2 separate regions of the Homo sapiens genome follow, and region 2 is linked to region 1. The links are chromatin loops, found by intact Hi-C in ENCODE. Cell type or tissue: lower leg skin. All regions are shown on one strand. Each heading gives the region's core, and the rest is flanking DNA. Links, peaks and the distances in the headings are about the cores only.

Region 1 (11,337 bases), core at 5,952-8,451:
CCCCCTCCCACCTGAATAGGGCTGACGTGTGTAACTCATATGGCACTGTGGAAGTGGTGAATGTGACTTCCCAGGGTGAATCATCAAAGATGTTGTGGTTTCTTCTTTGCTCTCCTTGGATCACTCAGTCTGGGGAAAGCCAACCGCCATGTTGTGAGGACACTCAAGCAGCCCTAGGGAAGGACACACATGGTGAGGAACTGAGGCCTCCAGCCAACAGCCATGTGAGCGAGTCATTCCAGAAGGGGATCCTCGAGCCCTAGTCGGGCTTTAGATGACATGACAGCAGTAGCTCCTGCAACCTCGTGAGAGACCCTGAGCCAGACTAAGTCACTCCCAAGTTCCTGAACCACAGAAACCGGGTAAGATAAACATATTTGTTGCTTTTTTGGGATAACTTATGTGACAGCAGATAGTCAATATATTATTGTATTATCACATTGAGAAAAAGTGAGAAGAAGGGTGCATAATGCAGTGGTATTGGGTTATCTCATACGGTCCTTTTCTTAGAAAAACATTCATCCTAGTTTTATTGGTGGGTATCAATCAAGAATCAATCTTTATTGCACAATCAAGGATGTGTAATAAAGAACAACATGATTCAGAATTTCATTGTAAAAATGAGCTTCGTCCGGGGACACAGTTAAGTTCCTTAGAAACAGACTGCTCTCTCTGGGGCTTGCCTGCATGCTTTGTGAGGCGGGACCAGAGTGACCTTTTCTCTAGAATGAATTTGGCTTGAGTCTCTACCAGGTGCCCTGTGTAGTGCAAGGTTGCCCCATTCTGGATGGTGGGAAAGTGAGCTACTCTCAGGCCTACGTGGGCTTCGAGATGGTTCCCTCTGCTCCTCCTGGGTGGTTCCTTCCCTGCCCACATGCACGTGCTCATCACACCTGACTCTGCTGAAGACTTGAGGCGGACCCTCTGAGATCTCCGGGGTGCTCTCCGTGCAGCCCCCTCCCGCCTGGCACGCCACCCAGCAAACTCAAGCTGTGCTGGCTTCTCCACCTCCATCTCCTCAAGTCGGGCTGACCACTGGGCTCTGTCTGGCTTCCCCTCCCTGCTGTGGTCTGGAAACTCTCTCCAGCGCAAGCCAGCCGGGGGCAATCGTAGATTTCATCTTGTTTGTTTCCACTCCCTCCCAGATCATCGTCACATGCTTCTTGGGGCCAATAGATGGAAACCATTATTTCAGACATTTTTTTCTGTTTGTTTGGTTTTTGTTTGTTTGTTTGAGTTGTTTCAGGCAGGTGAGGAAATCCGCACCTTGTTCCTCCATCTGCCTCTCTTCCTGTGGAAGATGGGGTTTGTGATGTGTTGTGATGGCTTCTGTGAGCCTGGGTCACTGTGTGGCCACAATGACCAAAGCCCCTACTGACCCATGATGGGCTCAGGGTGGAAGCAGGAGCTGAACCTGTCTATTGTGAGCCACTGAGACTTGGGGGACTGTTTGTCACTGCAGCGTAACCCGGCCCAGTGCTTCTCGAGCTTAAGTGTGCACAAGCAGCAGCCGGGAGGCTTGTGAAAATGAAGATTCTGATCGGAAGGTCAGGAGTGGGGCCTGAAATTCCCAGTTTCTCACAAGGATCCAGGTGATGCTGATGCTGCTGGTCCAGGGACCACACTTGGGGCCGTGAGAGTGTAGCCCATCCCAGGCCATACCTGAGCCCAGGTCTGTCTGACTCCTTGATTAGAGGAGTGGTGTCTGAGACAGGCTTGTAGCGTGGATGGGGTGTGATGGACAGACGCTGGGGAGGAGGGCAGGGCCCAGCGAGATCCCCCTGGGATGCCTGGTGCCCAGAGCAGCCCTGCCCATAGGGCTCACAAGTATCCAAGAACATTCCATGTTAGGGAAGAACAGAGGTAGAAGCCTGGAGTGGGGAGGGGGACTGCAGAGTGAGGCAGAGGGAAAGCCACGGCCAGGCGGCCTGGGTCCTGCGGAGACAGCGATTGTGTCTGACTCAATGCTACGCTCTGCTTTCACAGCCACGGGCATGTTTCCTGCTGTGCAGGGGGGACTTTAGGAGCAATATGCCCAATCTGGACTCATTCCCTCTCCACCACCTGCTTTTCTCTCTTCCCCCTTTCTCTGTCCATGGCCCTATCATCTGCAGGTCTCGAGACATGCCATTCTCTGCCTTAAAAACCCTAACGTGTCCCATCACACTTAGAAGAAAACCTGAACCCCTCCCATGTAATGTGGCCCTGCCTCCCCCCTGACCCCACCAGGTCCCATAGCCCCTTGTTCCCTGACTCCAGCCACACTCGCCGGCAGTTGATCCAACACCGTGGCTTGGTCCAGCCTCGGGGCCTTTGCACCTGTGCTCTCTGCCCAGCATACCGTTCCCAGGGGCCTCCCGACAGCCCCTCCCACCTCCTCAGAGATATCCCTGCCCAGGCACTAAGCCAGGGATGTCCAATCTTTTGGCTTCCCTGAGCCACACTGGAAGAAGAAGAAGGGTCTTGGGCCACGCATAAAATACACTCACGCTAATAATAACTGATGAGCTAAAAAAAAAAATCGCTAAAAAAAAAAAATCTCATAATGTTTTAGGAAAGTTGAGGAATTTGTGTCGAGCCTCATTCAAAGCTGTCCTGGGCCATATGTGGCCCGCAGGTCGTGGGCTGGACAAGCTTGCACTAAGCTATTCTCCTTCACTTCACCCCCTGAGTGCTTCCCCACCACGGTGTCCAGCTTTATTTCCTCTGGAGCACTGATCTCTCTCTGGTATGGGCTTGTTCATTTATCTTTTTACTTCTTATTGTCTGTCATCCTCTCCCAAGTGTGAGCCCCATGAGCAGAGGGGCAGAGGGATCTTGACTGCTCAGGGCTCTCTCTCCCCAGTGCCTAGAACAGTGCCTGGCATCTAGCAGCTGCTCCATAAATGTGCTGAATGAATGAATGAATGAATGAATCCAGGCTAAGAAACAGCTGTGCCTGGCAAGGGTGGGCCATGAGTTGGCTGCCCCCTTGCCCACCCAAGTTCTTGAGTATCCAGCTACCTCTCAATTAGCAAAATGCTTTCGCTCCGGCCCAAGAGCACCAGTGTGAGATGGGTAAGAGGCTGGGTGCCTTAAACTGGCAACCCCATTTTAGCCACATTCTAGTTTGCATTCACAGCAAACTGGCTCATGGGACTGCCTGAGCTGCAGCTTGTCCTGTGTGTTCCCTGGTGAGGTCCATGCTCAGCAGGCCTTTTAGCTAACAGATAACATTTGCTCAAATATTTATCAAGGGCTCACTCCAAACCAGGCCCTATGCTAGGAACTGGATGGCACATAAACCTCTGAGGGTGAACTCAGATTCATGGACAGGAACTGCCTAAAGGGCTGCTGGGAAGAACTCTGAGGCTGCAGCCAAGTTCAGTAACAAAAAGTATGTGGTTGATTGGTGATGTCTGCTGTGGCCAAGAACAACGGGTGCGGGAGTGGCAGCTCCCAGGCCCGACTCCAAGGGCTCACCTGATGTGATAGCGTTGTCTCTCTTTAAGTTCTCGCCCTCATTCTTCAGGGATGTGATTTCTGAGTTCCGCTCTGACAGGGTCTGGCACAGCACCTTGCTGTAGCCTTTCTGTAGGGCACTGATCTGTGGGAGGAGGTGGCACAGTCAGAGGGGGGCTGGCCCACGTCTGGGAGACACACAGGTACTTCTCACAAGCTTGACAGAAAGATTCAGATTGAGTTTTGGCTGGGGTGTTGGGGAAACCAAGCTTTTTAGTTTTAACCAGTGGAAGGGACAGGGGAGGGCCTGTTCCTTCAAGGACCACCACTTCCTATGTCATCAAAACATGAACCTTATCTTTGTGCCCATAAAGGGGCCCAGGCCTGGCTGCCACTGGGGACACCTGGTTTCTTAATGTGCCTTCTGATGACCTTTGGACTCTCAGCCATAAACAGATCACCTGTTGGTTCCAGGTCGCCCAGTACTGACTGGATACAGAGCAAAGTTCAAGAGAGGGAAGCATGTTATAAAATTAATTCCCTCAAATGATAACAATAGGTTATATCTCACAGAACACTCTAGAACCTACAAAGCCCACTCACAGACACTACTCCTTCAACAGAGCCTCATGGCCTCTCCACAGAAGGCTCCTGGGAATGCTCCCGTATTAGTCTGTTTTCACGCTGTGATAAAGACATACCCGAGACTGGGAAGAAAAAGAGGTTTAGGCCGGGCGCAGTGGCTCACGCCTGTAATCCCAGCACTTTGGGAGGCTGAGGCGGGTGGATCATGAGGTCAGGAGATCAAGACCATCTTGGCTAACACGGTGAAACCCTGTCTCTACTAAAAATACAAAAAATTAGCTGGGTGTGGTGGCGGGCACCTGTAGTCCCAGCTACTCGGGAGGCTGAGGCAGGAGAATGGTGTGAACCCGGGAGGCAGAGCTTGCAGTGAGCCGAGATCGTGCCACTGCACTACAACCTGGGTGACAGAGTGAGACTCCGTCTCCAAAAAAAAAAAAAGAGAAAGAGGTTTAATTGGAATTACAGTTTCACTGGCTGGGGAGGCCTCAGAATCATGGCAGCGGCAAGAGAAAATGACGAAAAAGCAAAAGTGGAAACCCCTGATAAACCCATCAGATCTTGTGAGACTTATTCCCTGTAACTAGAACAGCATGAGAAAGACCAGCCCCCATGATTCAATTACCTCTCCCTGTGTCCCTCTCACAATGTGTGGGAACTCTGGGAGATACAATTCAAGTTGAGATTTGGTGGAGACACAGCCAAACCATATCATTCTGCCCCTGGCCCCTCCAAATCTCATGTCCTCACATTTCAAAACCAACCATGCCTTCCCAATAGTCCCCCAAAGTCTTAACTCATTTCAGCATTAACCCAAAAGTCAAAGTCTCATCTGAGACAAGGCAAGTCCTTCCCGCCTATGAGCCTGTAAAATCAAAAGCAAGCTAGTTACTTCCTAGGTACAATGGGGGTACAGGTATTGGGTAAATACAGCCATTCCAAATGGGAGAAATTGGCCAAAACAAAGGGGTTACAGGGCCCATGAAAGTCTGAAATCCAGCAGGGCAGTCAAACTTTAAAGCTCCAAAATGATCTTTTGACTCCAGGTCTCACATCCAGATTACGCTGATGCAAGAGGTAGGTTCCCATGGTCTTGGGCAGCTCCATCCCTGTGGCTTTGCAGGGTACAACCTCTCTCCCAGCTGCTTTCATGGGCTGGCGTTGAGTGTCTGCGGCTTTTCCAGGAGTACGATTCAAGCCATTGGTGGATCTACCATTCTGGGGTCTGGAGGACGGGGGCCCTCTTCTCACAGCTCCACTAGGCAATGCCCCAGTAGGGACTCTGTGTGGGGGCTCTGACCCCACATTTCCCTTCCACACTGCCCTAGCAAAGGTTCTCCATGAGGGCCCCGACCCCACAGCAAACTTCTGCATGGGCATCCAGGCATTTCCACACATCTTCTGAAATCTAAGCAGAGGTTCCCAAACCTCAATTCTTGACTTCTGTGCACCTGCAGGCTCAACACCATGTGGAAGCTGCAAAAGCTTGGGGCTTCCACCCTCTGAAGCCACAGCCCAAGCTCTATGTTGGCCCCTTTTAGCCATGGTTGGAGTGGGTGGGATATAGGGCACCAAGTCCCTAGGCTGCACACAGCATGGGGACCCCGGGCCTGGCCCACAAAACCACTTTTTCCTCCTGGGCCTCTGGGCCTGTGATGGGAGGGGCTGCTGTGAAGGTCTCTGACATGTCCTGGAGACATTTTCCCCATGGCCTTGGGGATTAACATTAGTCTCCTTGGTACTTATGCAAATTTCTGCAGCTGGCTTGAATTTCTCCCCCAGAAAATGGGTTTTTCTTTTCTACTCCATCATCAGGCTGCAAATTTTCTGAATTTATGCTGTTTCCCTTTTAAAATGGAATGCTTTTAACAGCACCCAAGTCACCTTTTGAATGCTTTGCTGCTTAGAAATTTCTTCTGCTGGATACACTAAATTATCTCTCTCAAGTTCAAAGTTCCACAAATCTTTAGGGCAGGGGCAAAATGCCACCATTCTCTTTGCTAAAACATAACAAGAGTCACCTTTGCTCCAGTTCCCAACAAGTTCCTCATCTCCATCGGAGACCACCTCAGCCTGGGCCTTATTATCCATATCGCTATCAGGCTTTTTGTCAAAGCCATTCAGCAAGTCTCTAGAAAGTTCCAAACTTTCCCACATTTTCCTCTCTTCTTCTGAGCCCTCCAAACTGTTCCAACTTCTGCCTGTTACTCAGTTCCAAAGTTGCTTCCACATTTTCAGGTATCTTTTCAGCAATGCCCCACTCTATTGGTACCAATTTACTGTATTAGTCTGTTTTCACACTGCTGATAAAGCCATACCCGATACTGGGAAGAAAAAGAGATTTAATTGGACTTACAGTTCCACATGGCCGGGGAGGCCTCAGAATCATGGTGGGAGGCGAAAAGCACTTCTTACATGGCGGCGGCAAGAGAAAATGCGGAAGAAGCAAAAGCGGAAACCCCTGATAAAACCATCAGATCTCATGAGACTTATTCACTATAACGAGAACAGCACAGGAAATACTGGCCCCCATGATTCAATTACCTCCTGCTGGGTCCCTCCCACAACATGTGGGATTTCTGGGATACAATTCAAGTTGAGATTTGGTGGGGATGCAGTCAAACCACATCAGCTCCCATTTTGCAAGTGAGGAAATCAAGACTCAGAGGGGTGAGGTTGCTTGCTTGGGATTGCACGGATCAGTCGGTGGTAGAGTTACGATCCAAATCCAGGCTTTAGTTGCCTGCTTCCAGTTCTTTCCACGTGGCTCTAGGAACCAGCATTAACAGCCTGAGGCCGTGGAGCATGGTAGGGACTCAGGAGCCAGACTGCCATCTGCAAAATCCGTCTCTGTGTGAAGGTAGGGAGGACACCAATTCTGTCCCATTTTTTTATTCTGTAAGTGTGGTGACAGTCGTAATTTCAGGGTTGTTGAAAGCATTTTCATAAGTTAGTACATGTAAGAGTACATAGACCATGCCTGGCTCCCCACATAGACACTAGCTCTGATTATTCTACGGTGCGTTTTAGCTTCTGCTTCTCTTGCCTGTCTCCAGGAAGGTAGACTGATAGTATTTTTGTGTGCATTTGTAAGCCTTGCCTAGGCTCACTTAAACACCAGTGTGATTGTTATTAAGAGGAGTGCAAGAATCCCTGTTAATCATCTCATCGTGTTGCAGGCATATCATAAGATATGACAGGGTGGGAGTCGGGGGGGACCCCGACAATGCAGATACGGTGTGCCCTGCACCTGGCCACCAGGTGGCGCTCACAGTCTGTTTTTAGTGTCTGTCCCTGAAAACCTTGTGGCTATGACTCGGTGGTAGAATTAACAGAAGGATCAAGGTTTCACAATTTCTACGGCCCATTTCGTGCACCAGTCACATCTTCCCTGGGGCATCTGAGACACTGGAGAAGGGGTGCTCACTAGAAGATGGAGGGACATGGGCTGCAATGTCCCAACCCTCTCCAAGGCCATACTTGCGCAGGTCTCCACTTCGGAAACTTGGAGTGAAAAAAATTATTTCACCTCTTCCTGTTTTCTGTGGGGACATGCAACTCTCCCATAAAAAGGCACTTGGAATTTTTTTTTAAAAAAGTTACAGCTCTTCTCAGCTTAATGCTTTTGTTTGTATACCAGAGGCACAACACAGAGAGAAACTTCCAGAAGGGATGGGAAAATACATCCCCCAGACTCCAGTGCTGTCTGACAGATAGGAAATGTTTCAATCTAAGTACCAGAGCTTTAGGATATCAGACTGTGGGAAAACTCCAAGTAGTCTTCAAACATCTTCATCAATTTCATGACCAAAATAAATATCCATATTGTCTATAATTGGCATAAATCCCCAGGTGTTAGTGCCTATTACACTGTGTAATAAAATGGGCACTGGGTCATAAGAAAGTTAATAGTGCTAGGAAGACTGATTGCTTTAAGATACTAATTCAGCTTCTAATTAGCACAGGCAGTGCAGGCCGCATGGCGGTACGCATTGTCTTGGGGTATTGTATCAGATCGAAGGGCTTTGAGAGCAAATCGTTATGCACACACTTTCAGGAGACCCAGGAGAATAAAGTAATCAGAACAATAAATCAACCTGCCATGTGGCTTGTACGTCTGCTTGAATGTTCTGTTGGCAATAGAATATTTAAGAGACTAAAATGTGAGCAGATGAAACTTGATTTGGATTCAGACCAACTGCATCCTTTAGCTCAGAGATGCTTTGTTATAAAGTATCATCTTTCAATTATGAGCCAAGATCAAAGTGGGGGGAGGAGTATTAATAAGTCAGAGTAATTCTTTCTTTCTTTCTTTTTTTTTTTTTTTGAGACAGAGTCTCACTCTGTTGCCCAGGCTAAAGTGTGGTGGCATGATCTCTGCTCATTACAACCTCTACCTCCCAAGTTCAAGTGATTCTCCTGCCTCAGCCTCCCAAGTAGCTGGGATTACAGGCACGCACCATCACGCTTGGCTAACTTTTGTATTTTTAGTAGAGACGGGTTTCGCCATGTTGGCCAGGCTGGTCTCGAACTCCTGACCTCAGGTGATCCGCCTGCCTTGGCCTCCCAAAGTGCTGGGATTACAGGCGTGAGCCACCACGCCCGGCTACAGAGTAATTATTTATAGATAATTTCACGGTGAAAGATAAATTTCCAGATAATGTGAGCACTTTAAACAATACCCAAAATGTGGACACAGACTCAAAGAGATGTGACAGTTACTCATCCTTAACCTTGTATCTGGACAAGACACTTCACTTAGTGCAGGAAAGCTCTGAAATGGGAGAGTTACTGAAAAAGATGGAGATCTGGTTGCAAAACTGGGTTCAGATGAGAAGAGAAAGAGGCTCCTCAAGGAGTTAGAGACATGTCCAGGCAGCTGTCTGCAGCAGTATTTCCTATAGGACCAGCTCCTTTCATTGCTCTTTCAAAAACAGGTCTGAAGGAGGGTCACTGCCTCAATATTAGGGCATATATTTGTCTGTTTTGTTGTCTACTCTGTCCCCCTCATTGGAACACAACTGTAAGAAGACAAGGATCAGGTCAACCTTGTTCTCTGCCGAATTCCCAGAGCGCAAAAGAGGGCCTGGCACTGGGTAGTCACTCAACAAACGTTTGAATGAACGAATGAGTGGATGAATGAATGAATGAACAGACACTGTCCTATTCTGGAAGGTAACTAGGCCCAGCCCTTGCCCTTGTGGAGTTTATAGTCCCGGAAAGACTCTTCGAGGTTCACCATGTCTAACCTAGGCTTTTTCCAGGGCTGAAACTGTGCACCCTGAACTGGGTACAGAAGGCAGAGGCCAAAAGCAGTGAATCGGCGAACAGAGGCCCCAGGCATGTCCACAGTTTAACCAGCATGATGCACTGAGGGTGAAATTCACCAGTGGCCCATTACTCTTTTAACAACTTTGTTGACTGATATACAATATCACTGACCACTTTTTTTTTTTTTGAGACGGAGTCTCGCTCTGTCGCCCAGGCTGAGTGCAGTGGTGCTATCTTGGCTCACTGCAAGCTCTGCCTCCCAGGTTCATGCCATTCTACTGCCTCCCGAGTAGCTGGGACTACAGGCGCCCGCCACCACACCTGGCTAATTTTTTGTATTTTTAGTAGAGACGGGGTTTCACTGTGTTAGCCAGGATGGTCTTGATCTCCTGACCTTGTGATCTGCCTGCCTCAGCCTCCCGAAGCGCTGGGATTACAGGCGTGCGCCACCGCGCCCAGCCATCACTGACCAATCTTAAAGTAAAAAAAAAAAGAATTTGAATCAAGTTTCAAGAGAAACGTACATGACTGGTAAATTCAGAAATTCCAGGTGAAGAATTTTTGTTTGATGAAATTCCCTATAAGTGAACCAGTAACTAACTGCCTTCAGGGTTTGGTAAAGGCCTCTGTGTTTGGAACACCGGGCAGTTCCTTCTCCCCACTTAGCTAACTTCCCATAGCTCTCTCTGGCTGGGGCTGGATTTGGGTGAGACGCGGTTACTGAAGTGACAGCATTGTGGGGAAATAGGAAATCGAGGTGAGAACATGGGGTCTGCGAGAAGGCGGACCTGAGTTCAAATTGCACTGCCACCTCTCACGTGCTGTGCAAGCTGTAAGCAGTTCCTGGGTGTCTCTGGGCCTGTCTTAGACTTTTTTCTTTCTTTCTTTTTGAGACAGGGTCTCACTCTGTCACCCAGGCTGGAGTGCAGTGGCGCCATCTCAGTTCTCTGCAACCTCTGCCTCCCAGGTTCAGCCTCGGCCTCCCAAGTAGTTGGGATTACAGGCATGCACCATCACGCCTGGCTAATTTTTGTATTTTTAATAGAGACAGGGTTTCACCATATTGGCCAGGCTGGTCTCAAACTCCTGACCTCAAGTGATCTGCCTGCCTCAGCCTCCCAAAGTGCCAGATTACAGGTGTGAGCCACAGCGCCCGGCCTGGGCCTGCCTTAGACCCTTCATCTGTAGAATGGATGTGTCAGAGGATTGTGAGGTTTAAATAAGTTAATCTAAAGCGCTTTGCACTAGTTCTTGCACATGGCCAGTGCTGAACAAAGGCTGATCTTGTTCTTACCATGCTAGGAAACTGCCGAATCTCCCAGTCTTGTGGATTTGTGTTCTTAACCACCATGCTCCACTGACCACGCGTTCCCTAACTCTGGGTGGCTCACCTTGGTTGGTGGTCCTGGGGCCTCCCGGGCCTTGGCCTGAGAGCTGTGCTGTACCTCTCAGGCTCTGCCTACCTGGCTTTTCAAGCTCTGGATCTCTTTCTGTTTGGCATCGATGTCTTCATCCAGAACCTGACACTTCTGCGAGATCTCCTTCTCATTCTGCCTGGAGGTGGTGGTCTCTGACACCTTCTGACTCAGCTCAGCCACTTCATTCTGCAGGTTTGCTATTATGACGTCTTTGTATTTGGATTCAATTTCATAATCTGAGAGACGGCTGACCTCTTTTCCCAGCAGCAGAATTATTTCATCCTGGGTAGAGATCAGATGGGAGGCTTACTAGGTGTGGGCCTAGGTGTGAGGCTGAGCCCATTAAAAAAAAGTAGGGGCCGGGTGCGGTGGCTCACGCCTGTAATCCTAGCACTATGGGAGGCCAAGATGGGTGGATCGCCTGAGGTCAGGAGTTCGAGACCAGCCTGGCCAACATGGTGAAACCCTGTCTCTACTAAAAATACAAAAATTAGCTGGGTGTGGTGGCAAGCGCCTGTAATCCCAGCTACTTGGGAGGCTGAGGCAGGAGAATCGCTTGAACCCGGGAGGCAGAGGTTGCAGTGAGCCCAGACCATGCCATTGCACTCTAGCCTGGGCAACAAGA
Region 2 (11,337 bases), core at 3,074-5,573, 170 kb after region 1:
TGACACAGTGAGACTCTGTCTTAAAAACAAACAAACAAATAAACAAACCCTCTTGCCAACAGCACTTCCGCTTTTAAAAAGGTCATCTGGTCTTTTGCTGGAAATGTGTGCATGAGAGGTTTTCTGAGCCTTGGGAGAAGGTTCCCTTCCCGATGGTGCCTGTTGACCTGAGATGATCTAGTCTAATCTTCCCATTTTACAGGTAGGAACTGGTGTCCAGGGAAGGGAAGTGATGCTTCCAAAGCCACACAGCTGGTAAATGACAGGGTCAGGAACACCAAGTGCCTTAGCTTCCAGTGGCTTTGTGTGGGGAAAAGAAAGAGAGATCAGATTGTTACTGGGTCTGTGTAGAAAGAAGTAGACATAGGAGACTCCATTTTGTTCTGTACTAAGAGAAATTCTTCTGCCTTCAGATGCTGTTAATCTGTAACCTTACCCCCAACCCTGTGCTCCCTGAAACATGTGCTGTGTCCACTCAGGGTTAAATGGATTAAGGGCTGTGCAAGGTGTGCTTTGTTAAACAGATGCTTGAAGGCAGCATGCTTGTTAAGAGTCATCACCACTCCCTAATCTCAGGTACCCAGGGACACAAAACACTGCGGAAGGCCGCAGGGACCTCTGCCTAGGAAAGCCAGGTATTGTCCAAGGTTTCTCCCCATGTGATAGTCTGAAATATGGCCTTGTGGGAAGGGAAAGACCTGACCGTCCCCCAGCCCGACACCCATAAAGGGTCTGTGCTGAGGCGGATTAGTAAAAGAGGAAGGAACGCTTCTTTGCAGTTGAGACAAGAGGAAGGCATCTGTCCCTGGGCGATGGAATGTCTCAGTATAAAACCCGATTGTATGTTCCATCTACTGAGATAGGGAAAAACCGCCTTAGGGCTGGAGGTGGGACAGGCGGGCAGCAATACTGCTCTTCAAGGCATTGAGATGTTTATGTGTATGCATATCTAAAGCACAGCACTTAATTCTTTACCTTGTCTATGATGCAGAGAACTTTGTTCACGTGTTTACCTGCTGACCTTCTCTCCGCTATTATCCTATGACCCTGCCACATCCCCCTCTCTGAGAAACACCCAAGAATGATGAATAAATACTAAGGGAACTCAGAGGCCGGCGGGGATCCTCTGTCTGCTGAACGCCGGTCCCCTGGGCCCCCTTTTCTCTTTCTCTATACTTTGTCTCTGTGTCTCTTTCTTTTCCAAGTCTCTCGTTCCACCTAACGAGAAACACCCACAGGTGTGGAGGGGCAACCCACCCCTTCAGCTTTGTCTGTAAATTGGGAGGAACAATTAGATGCATTGATCTTCCCCAGAGATAATTGGGCTACCTTGGAGCCATTGTCATCAATGTTTAGGGTTTTCTAGTAACCATTCTTCCATGGTTTTTGGATGCAAGCTTTTATTTTTTAAATTTATTCTTTTTTCAACTTTTAGATTCAGCAGGTACATGTGCAGGTTTGTTACAAAGGTATATTGCGTGACGCTGAGGTTTGGGGTTTGATGGAACCCGTCACCCAGGTAGTGAGCGTGGTACCTAACAGATCGGTTTCAACCCCTGCTCCCGTCTCTCTCTCCTCCCTCATAGCCTCCAGTGTCTGTTGTTTCCATCTTTATGTCCATGTGTAGATGCCAGATGTCACATTTACTCTATTCAACATTCAAGAGACCATTTTGAGGCCGGGCGCAGTGGCTCACGCCTGTAATCCCAGCACTTTGGGAGGCCAAGGTGGGTGGGCAGATCACTTGAGGTCAGGAGTTCAAGACCAGTCTGGCCAACATGGTGAAACACTGTGTCTACTAAAAATACAAAAAATTAGCCAGGTGTGGTGGCAGGCGCCTGTAATCCTAGCTACTCGGGAGGCTGAGGCAGGAGAATCACTTAAACCCAGGAAGCAGAGGCTGCAGCGAGCTGAGATTGTACCACTGCACTCCAGCCTGGGGGACAGAGCAAGACTCCATCTCAAAAAAAAAAAAAGTCAATGTCCTTATGGTAATCTATAATGCCCTACTGATGCCCTCTGCCTGCCTCACTTCTCTGACCTCAGCTCCTACCCCCCTCCCACTCACCTCACTCCAGCCAAAAGGTCCTCCTCAATGTTCTTCAGCCCGGACCCCAGTGCCTCTGACCCCAGGGCCTTTGCATTTGCTGTTCCCTCTGCCCAGAATAGGATATCAAACAGTGTCATCTTAGACGAGATCTCTCTCCAGCTCTTGGCTTCACCTCTTCTGTACTGTCTTATTCTTAGGCAGCCTCTCTTTTTCATTGTGGTGCCTCTGGCTCCTCCAGGCTGTCATCCTCCAAGGGGAAAAGAGAGTATTTCTCTTGGCCAATAGTTCAATATAAGTCCTGGAATGGAATCGTATTGGCTCTGATGAGGTCACATGCTCATTGCTGACCCAATCTCCAGGGACAGGCAGGAGAATGGAACACGAAGCTCCCATGCTTCACTGAAACCACAGGGTTCCACGTGGAATACGGGGAGGGAACAGGTGGGCTGAACTTGCAGCTATGATCCAATACTAATGGTGACAATAAAAATGATAACAACAATAATAGTAGTGGCAGCCAGCATTAACACAGTGCTTGCTCTGGTCTCAGCAGCAGGAAGGCGGGAAAACATCTGAGACCTGGGCCAGATGCACCTGTCAAGGTGTCTTAGGAAACTCTTACCTTGGGTGTGCAGTTGGGCTGAGAAAGCAGTGATATCCAATCTTGTCCACATGTTAGCAGCTTCTTTTAAAGAATAACTGTGGGACCCACCTCAAACCAATTGAATAGGAACCTTCTGGGGTGGAAAGGAACTCTAACATTAGGGTTTTTAAACTCTCCAGGTACTTCAAACATGCCTTGGCTCTGTATATTAGTCCGTTCTCACGTGGCTATAAGGACATACCCAATACTGGGTAATTTATAAAGGAAAGAGGTTTAACTGACTCACAGTACAGCATGGCTGGGGAGACCTTAGGAAACTTACAATCATGGTAGAAGGGGAAACAAACACGTCCTTCTTCACAGGGTGGCAGGAAGGAGAATGAGAGCTGAGTGAAGGGAAAAGACCCTTATAAAACCATCAGATCTCATGAAAACTTACTATCATAAGAATGGTATGGGGGAAACCACTCCCATGATTCAATTACCTCCCACTGGGTCCCTCCCATGGCACGTGGGGATTATGGAAACTACAATTCTAGTTGAGATTTGGGTGGGGACACAGCCAAACCATATCACTCTGGTACTAAAAACCAGCTAGCTCATTGGGGCTGGGGTGTGCTATCTGCAGTTTCAGCAACCACCCAGGTGATTCTCCTGCTCATTTATAGCTTGAGGGTCTCTGCACAAGGGCCTTACTTCCCATAATTGCTTGGCACCCTGAGGTCAACAGATAAGGCTGGTCCTGACCAGAAGTGACCTGCTGGTCACATGAGATCACCTGCTAGTCACCTGAGGGCTGAAAGAATAAACATCTCAGGCACCTCGTGACCATTCTGCAGGGGGAGCTTGATGCAAGGTCTCTTGTATGAGTCTAAGAATCTTTAAAATTGCCCTGTTCGCTTTAGAAGGACCCCAGTTTTATTTCTTGATGTTCTCATTTTCCTATGAAATTAGTAGTATCTTTCATTCCTGGAGGAAAAAACTAGTCCTTGCCCCTTGTGTTAAAAATTATTTCTCTCCTCCCAGGTATGCAGTTCTACAGACAAATGGAGATTCTTTAATAGCAGGGCTGCCTGGGGGAGAAAAAGTTATTCTGGCCTTATTTACCCAATGGCATTTCAATTGACAATGAACACGAATGCCCTGATTGTTGTTTTGTGGGTTCTGGCCAGTCCACACCGGAGCTGGTTACATTTCAAAAGTTTCTTGATAGGTGGGTGCCTGGGAATTAAAATATATTTCCTTGGCCTGGTGTGGCTGGTCACACCTGTAACCTCACACTTTGGGAGGCCGAGAGGGGAGGATAGCTTGAGGCCAGGAGTTTGAGACCAGCCTGGGCATAGAAAGACCCCATCTCTACAAATTGTGTGTGTGTGTGTGTGTGTGTGTGTGTGTGTGTGTGTGTGTGTGTGTATTTTTTTTTTCTTCTTATAGTGACAGTGTTATCAAAACCAAGGTGGTTTTCCAACTTAGCCCACAAATATCTATTCAACTCATATAATTGTAGAAAGTAACCTGGGTGCAGTGGCTTACACCTGTAATCTCAGCACTTTGGGAGGCCAAAGCAGTGGATCATCTGAGGTCAGGAGTTTGAAACCAGCCTGGCCAACATGGTGAAACCCTGTCGCTACTAAAAATACAAAAATTAGCTGGACGTGGTGGCATGTGCCTGTAATCCCAGTTACTCAGGAGGCTGAGGCAGGAGAATCGCTTGAACCCGGGAGGCAGAGGTTGCAGTGAGCGAAATCTCATCACTGCTCTCCAGCCTGGGTGACAGAGCAAGACTCTGTCTTGAAAAAAAAAAAAAAGTACTATCACAACATGAGTAAGTTTTCACTTATGTAACTCATCTAAGATTTTAGATGGGAAAATGTAAAAACTGATTCCAGAGTTAATAGAACTTGTGTTGTTGGAAAAATGTTCACATCTCCCTCTTAACCCAAATGTTGGCCCGGAGTGTCTGTGTCTGGGTGCTGTGCTGTGAGGGCCGGGGGTCACCATCCTGGGCAACGGCTTCGTGCAGACACCTGCTCAGTCAGGCTGGAGGCCCCAGCAGCCAACCAGCTGCTGTTTCTCAGTCTGGTCACTGCCCAGACCAAAGCAAGGACAAGAGAGGGGACAGGTGCTCTTGGGAGATGCAGTTGAGAGCAGGGATGTGCTTAGCTGGGGCTGCACCCTGGCAGGCACAGACTTGCTTTGAGATATTGCATTTTATCTTGAACAAATTCATGCCACCTTTGCATTCTACCCAACAAAACTCTCACATTTGCGGGGCACAGTGGCACACGCCTATAGTCCTAGCTACTCGGGAGGCTGAGGCGGCAGGATTGCTTGAGCCCAGGAGTTCAAATCTAGCCTGGGCAACATAGTAAGACCTTGTTTCTAGAAAAACCAAACCAAAACGATTTGTTTTATTATATACAGCTTAACCCTTCTGTGCCTCAGTTTCTTCATCTGTAAAAGAGTGAAAATAGCAACACCTGCCTTGTAGGGTTGCTGTGAGGACCGAATACATTTCATTATATTTAATGAACTTAGAATAATGCCTGTCACCTAGTAAGCACTACACAAGGTTAACTATTACTATTATCAATGTTGTCACTATTATTCATCTCATTAACTTACTAGTTGTCTGGAATCAGTTGCCTGGGAGTGGCCCCTACTCTGGTTTTCAACACAACACACTCTTAAGAGCCAACTGCACACTCTGGGGGAGGAAGGGCAATGTTTCTGCAAATTGTTGTTCCCTTGGCATATTAGTTATCTATTCCCATGTTACAAATTATGCCAAAACGTAGTGGTTCTGTGAAAAACAGTATGTATTATTTCATAGGTTCTGTGAGTCAGGATGAAAGCTGGTGCTCCTGGTTCAAGGTCTGGCACAGGCTGCAGTCAAGATGCCTAACAGGCTGCATTATCCCGAGGGTCAACTGGGGAGGGACCTGCTTCCAGGCTTACCCACGTGGTTGTTGGTAGAACTCAGCTCCTTGCAGGCTGTTGGCCAGAGACCACTTTAGTTCCTGGTCAAATGGGTCTCTTTATGGGATGGCTTACAACTTGGCAGCTGGCCTTATCAATGCAAGCAAATAAGGAGACACACACACACACACACACACACACAGAGAGAGAGACAGAGAGCGAGCACGCCCACACATACACAAGCAAGATGGAGGTCACAGTCTTTCATAACCTAATCTCAGGAGTGACAGCCCATCATTTTTACTGGATTCTATTCTTAGAAGCAAGACATGACCAAGGAGAGGGGACTTCACAAAAGGTGGGGTCATTGGGAGCCATTTAGAAGCTGCCTGGTCTGTTGGGGGCACAACACCTTGAGATCATGGGCATTAGAACCAAGTTTGATGCCAACTTTTAAAAAATTTTATTATTGGATCTTGAATTCCTAGCCTCAAGTGATCCTCCTGCCTTGGCCTCCCAAAGTGCTGGGATTACAAGGATGAACTGCCATGTCTGGCCCAATGTGAGCTGTTTCTCTTACCTAGTGTTAAAATAAAATGGGAGGCCATTAGGCTGAGGTGGCTCCCATGCCCTGGGATTCTATATAAACAAGGTGAAGCTTAACCTTAGCCAATCATAAAAGACCAGCTAAGCATTAATTACATGATCAGGAACTTTCCACCAGGATCATCTAAATAAGGCAACTGCCCAAACCTTAACCAATCAAATAATTTCTTTATTTTCCACATTCCTTATTTAATTTATCTGATTTTCCTCTTTACTCTATCAAAGCCCTTCCTTCAAACTCCTCTGGAGGAGCCCTGAACCACCTTCGATTTGGTGCTGCCCAGTTCATGAATTGCTGTTTGCTCAAATAAACTCTTTAACTTTTTAATGTGCCACCATTTATCTTTTAACACCAGCAGTGTGAGTCCCACACGTTGCTCTATCTCACCCAGCCTCGTCCCTGAGGATCAAATGTTACCTACCTTGATGAGCCACCTTGCCCAGTGTGTGAGTTTCCCGTGGCTGCTGTAGGAGATTGCCACAAACTTGGTGGCTTATTCTTGCACGGTTCAGTGGCCAGAAATATGACATGGGACTCACTGGGCTAAAATCAAGGTGTCAGCAGGGCTGTGTCCCTTTCAGGAGGCTCTAGGGAGAATCCGTTCCCTTGTCCTTTCCAGCAGTGAGAGGCTGCCGGCACTCCTTGGTCTGTGGCGCCTTCCTCCATCTCCACAGCCAGGAATGGAAGTTGAGTCTTTCTCATGTTGCACCGTTCTGACCTTTTCAGTAGCCACACTTACCTCTGACCCACTTCTTTCTCCTCCTTCACCCAGCGTTAAGGATCCCTGTGGCTACATAGGGCCCCCTGGATAATCTAATCTAGATATTCTTCCTATTTTTAGGTCAACTGATGAGCAGCACTCATCTCACCTGCAACCTTAGCTCCCTCTGCCATGTAAAGTATCACAGTCACGGGTTCTAGGAACCAGAGTGTGGGCCTCTGGGGACCCATCATTCTGGTGACCATGGAGTCCTTCCTTGAATCAGTTTTCATGTGACCCAAGGGCCTCCCCTTTCTCACAGGCCACACCTGGCTGCCTGATTGTCCCTGGCAGGGGGGTCCTGGCACCCAGAGGAGGAGGCGCTCCCCATATGCCCAGGGGCCAGGAGGGAGGCTCATTAATCGTGTAGGAACATGAAGAGGAGGCAGGCGGCTGGACAAAGTGATGTTCAGGGTCTTGCTTCGAGGTTCCCACGTGTGTGTCTGACTCCCTGGGGCTGCCCACGTGGTCCTGTGGTCCTGTGGTTTTACTCCAGGAGGCCACCTGCCTGCCACCCCTCAGAGGAAGGGAAAAAGCTGCCGTTTCACGTTGGAGCTGCACGCACAGAGGAAGACCTCCTGCCTGGCATCAGGCCATTCCTCAACTCATCTCCTGCTGGGTGGTCTATCGTCCTCACAGCGTGCTGGGCTCAGGATCTGGGCCTCCTGGCTGGAAGGGAATCTGGGTGGCTTAACAGGTTTTATTTGTCCTGAGGCCAGCTTTCAAATTTTGCCGACCCCACTGATGTTTCTGGCATCCTGTGGAGGAAAGAAAACAAAAGCCATTTCCCCCCCAAAAGCCACCTTTTGGGATTGCAGACAGCTGGCAGGGATGGTGGGGGGCCCTGCCCACCTGAAACTTTGTCTACTGGGCCTGGATCTCTGAGTGGCCTAGGCTGCTTTGGTCCTTCTTGAGCTGAGCTGGGCTAGGCTGGTGAGGGGCGTATTGTCCTGCCATCTAGTGGCGAGTTCTGGGACTGCGAGCTATAATGGCCCAGGCGCTGCCTATAGTGGAGCCATATATACCAGGGCGGTTGGTCCCAGGCCCCTGGTCATGCCACAGAATCACCAAAGGAAGTTTAAAAACTACGTAGGCTCCAGACTCACCCCACACCTAGTGAATCAGAAATCCCGAGGCCTGGAAATAAGCATTTTAACTTTAGCGTGTAGATTCCCTAGGCCCTATCTCAAAACCCTAAATTATTGGCTTTGGAGAAGGACCTAGAAATCGGAACTTTTAACAAGAGTACTCCAGTGACTCTCGTGAGCAGCTTGACTTGAACACCACCCATTCAGCTGCCCACAAGATAAATGAGGCAACTGTGGGATGTAGATTATTTTAAAAGCTGATACAATATTCGATCGTATTACTAGGAGCATAAAGTCCAGGTTAAGGGAGGATAGCAGTTAAAAACATCTGGGTTCGAATCCCTACTTTTGATACTACTAGTTATGTGACCCGGGGCCAGTGTCTTAACTTTTTCCTGCCTCTGTAAAGTGGGGATAAGAGTACCTGTCTGCCAGGATTACAGCAAGGACTCAATTAGATCTCATGTAAAGGGCACAGGGCCTGACCCTTGGGAATTGGGCCCTTCATTACGATTCCACTGCTTGGGCCTATGTGGGAGCACGGTGTCCTTATTCAGGGATGTATTTATGAGAGGATTGTCCAGAGAAGGAAGAGATGGAAGGGGAGACCATGGAAGAAGGACAAGGGGCATGGAAAAGGCTTGAGGGTCTGTAATGGGGTTGGGGGAAGGAGATGTTTTGGGAGGGAGGCATTTATGCTGCTTAAAAAAAATAACAGGCCAGGCGCGGTGGCTCACGCCTGTAATCCCAGCACTTTGGGAGGCCGAGGCGGGCAGATCACCTGAAGTCAGGAGTTCGAGCCCAGTCTGGCCAACATGGCGAAACCCTGTCTCTACTAAAAATACAAAAATTAGCCGGGTGTGGTGGCTCATGCCTGTCATCCCAGCTACTCAGGGGGCTGAGGCATGAGAATCACTTGAACCCAGGAGGCAGAGGTTGCAGTGAGCCAAGATCGTGCCACTGCACTTCAGCCTGGGTGACAGAGCAAGACTCTGTCTCCCCAAAACAAAACAAATAACAGAGGGTCAACGTGGAAGAGGGACCAGGAGGCAGAGTGATAGAAAGTCCCCATGAGCAACTGGAACTAAGAAGGGCACAGGCAGACTCATGGTACAGTGAGCTCACAGCCACAGGAGACTGCAGGCCGATGCTGCATGAGGAATCTGTTGGGTGCCATAAAGCAGTGGTTCCCAACTGTGGCACTTATGTCCCTCATGGAGTGTGACCTGATTTGGGGGACATGCAGGTGAGCATTTGCAGGAATATTTATTTGTATATTTATGTGCATACTTGGCACATAGAGGCACACATATCCGTACCCACATCTATGTATTAGAAAACAGAGCCAGCGTCTTAGGCCTGTGGTTACACAGACACAGGCAGTGATGTCAGGTCTGGCCCGATTTAAAATAGGCAGCTATTATGCCAATAATAGTAGAGCTGGTTGTGGATGTGGTTGGAATAGTCAGGGTGGTCTTGGGGAACCCAGCCATAGAGGAACTTTCTGCTTGGGTTTGGAGACTGATGTCAGTGACATGGACTGGCTTTCCTGTGAGTGAGGACTCCACCCCAGGGCCTTCACTCTTGTGTCACCAAGAGGGTGTCGGCAAAGTTGCCGTTTTTAACAAGCCAGTCTGAAGCCTCTGGTGACCTCGATGCTGGAGTTTGTTGGGTTAAGTGACCACAAAACCAAATGAACCTGCCCACCTAACACGTGTCTCCTGGAGTCTTTCACTCTTGCTTTGTGTTTCTTTTCTTCACAGCACCTGCTGACATGATATATATGTATGTGTGCATTATTTCAGGCCAGAGACTGTTTTGTCAGTAGATCTATTTCACATAGTGCTGGCATAAGGCACACACACCCAGCAAGTGTTTGTTGAGTGAATAAATGATGGAAGCAACTTTGATAAGACTTGCTCCAGTTGTTTGGGGATGCCAGTTGCATGCCCATCTATCTCTGAGAGGCTCCTGGAAGAGCATCTTGCAGCAAGTGTACCAGGGCTCTGTGCTGTCAGGGTGGTGTTGGCTCCATCCTCTTGGCGCTGGGTTGATCTCTATCCTGAGCTAGAACCGGAGTTGTCCTGGAGAGGAACCTGGCCAGAAAAGAGCCATGTGGAAACCCTGTGAAGAAACCAAAAGAGGGGCGATGGTCCTGGGGTGTCCAGATGGTGGCATGGCAGTGAGGAGACACAGAGCCATAACTTGCCCACAAAAGCAGCCTGGCTTCTGACTCTGCAACTCTCACAGGCTCAAGGGGACGACATTGTAACCAAAATGCAGATTCAGTTCCTCGCCACTTGCAGAGTCTAATTAACAAGCTAGGTCTGGTATAAAGAAAGTGACTTTTTATTCCAAAGCTAACATAGGGAAAGAAGTACAGGCTTCCTGCCTTAAGGGTTCCACCTTGCCTTTGGAGCAGAAGGGGAGTGTTTTTAAAAGGGGCCTACACAGGGGTGGAAGTGAGCAGGGGGGTTTCACATGCTACCTTGATGGCTTATTTACTGGGACTCGAGTTGGCATCTTCATGGGCATACTTTGGGTCATCAATCAACTGTTATCTATCGAGGAAACCTCCTGGTGGGTGAGAGTTTTGCTTTGGAGCTTCTAAGCACATGATTAGGTGAACTTGCCCTGTAAGGAGTGTGTGGGGAAGAGGAGGTAAAAGGCTATAACTGCATTTCTAAAGAGCTAAGTAGGAAGTGAAGAACAGGGAGAAATGGAGAAAAGAAGAGAAAATAATAAAGAATAATAGTAACTCCTTGTCTTTTTCCGGGAAAAATGGGGGCACTTGTTACTCATCTCTAGCAGCAAGACTGGGTCAATTAAAAAAACAGAAGAATTTAGGATTCTTTCATGCTTCCAAGTTGTTCTGTGTAATGCAGATAGAGTCCTTAAAATGCAGGCGAGAGTTGTGTGTGTGCATGTGTGTGGTATGTAGTTGCTGGGAGAAAGGGTGGGAGTCACCTCAGTGTCAAGGCCAGTGGACAGTAGGTCATTTACCTGGGAATCTTCTCCAGTCAAGCATGTGGAATCCAATTCTAGTTGTCTTTAGCTGGTGATGGGGGTAGTGTGTGAGACTCTTACGTGCTGAATTGCATATCCTCAAAATTCAGATGTGGAGTACCTAAGGGTGTATTTGGAGATCAGATCTTTAAAGAGGTAATTAAGTTCAAATGAGGTCAGATGGGTGGGCCCTAATCCAACATGACTACTGCCTTATAAGAAGAGGCGATTTGGGCACACACATACATAGAGAGGCAACCGTGGATGGACCACAAGGAGAATATGGCCGTTTGCAAGCCAAGG

Evidence for each region. Hi-C counts contacts between places; a loop is a spot of excess contacts. Peaks named below come from ENCODE experiments on the same cell type or tissue, not always from the same donor. Only the 100,000 strongest peaks of a DNase experiment are listed, where the experiment ranks them.
Region 2: a loop joins it to region 1, with 6 times the contacts of the local background. A loop is called at or near these places in 89 of 110 quality-filtered maps.

Annotation. Positions count from the first base shown.
Region 1 is chr1:15,300,862-15,312,198 of GRCh38, reverse strand. It overlaps FHAD1 (forkhead associated phosphopeptide binding domain 1), which reads right to left. Exons shown (of 34, transcript NM_001391957.1): 6 at 10,758-10,994; 7 at 3,463-3,586. Among named protein-coding and RNA genes, the nearest start is that of FHAD1-AS1, 37 kb to the left of the region's middle. RefSeq lists an enhancer at 6,130-7,329. In lower leg skin, for the core only: CTCF peaks have their summits at 7,040 and 7,248 (motif pointing right); a DNase peak (open chromatin) is centred at 7,288.
Region 2 is chr1:15,125,265-15,136,601 of GRCh38, reverse strand. The region is part of intron 1 of TMEM51-AS1 (TMEM51 antisense RNA 1); the gene reads left to right. Among named protein-coding and RNA genes, the nearest start is that of TMEM51-AS1, 22 kb to the left of the region's middle. In lower leg skin, for the core only: no CTCF peak of the experiment used is centred there; no DNase peak of the experiment used is centred there.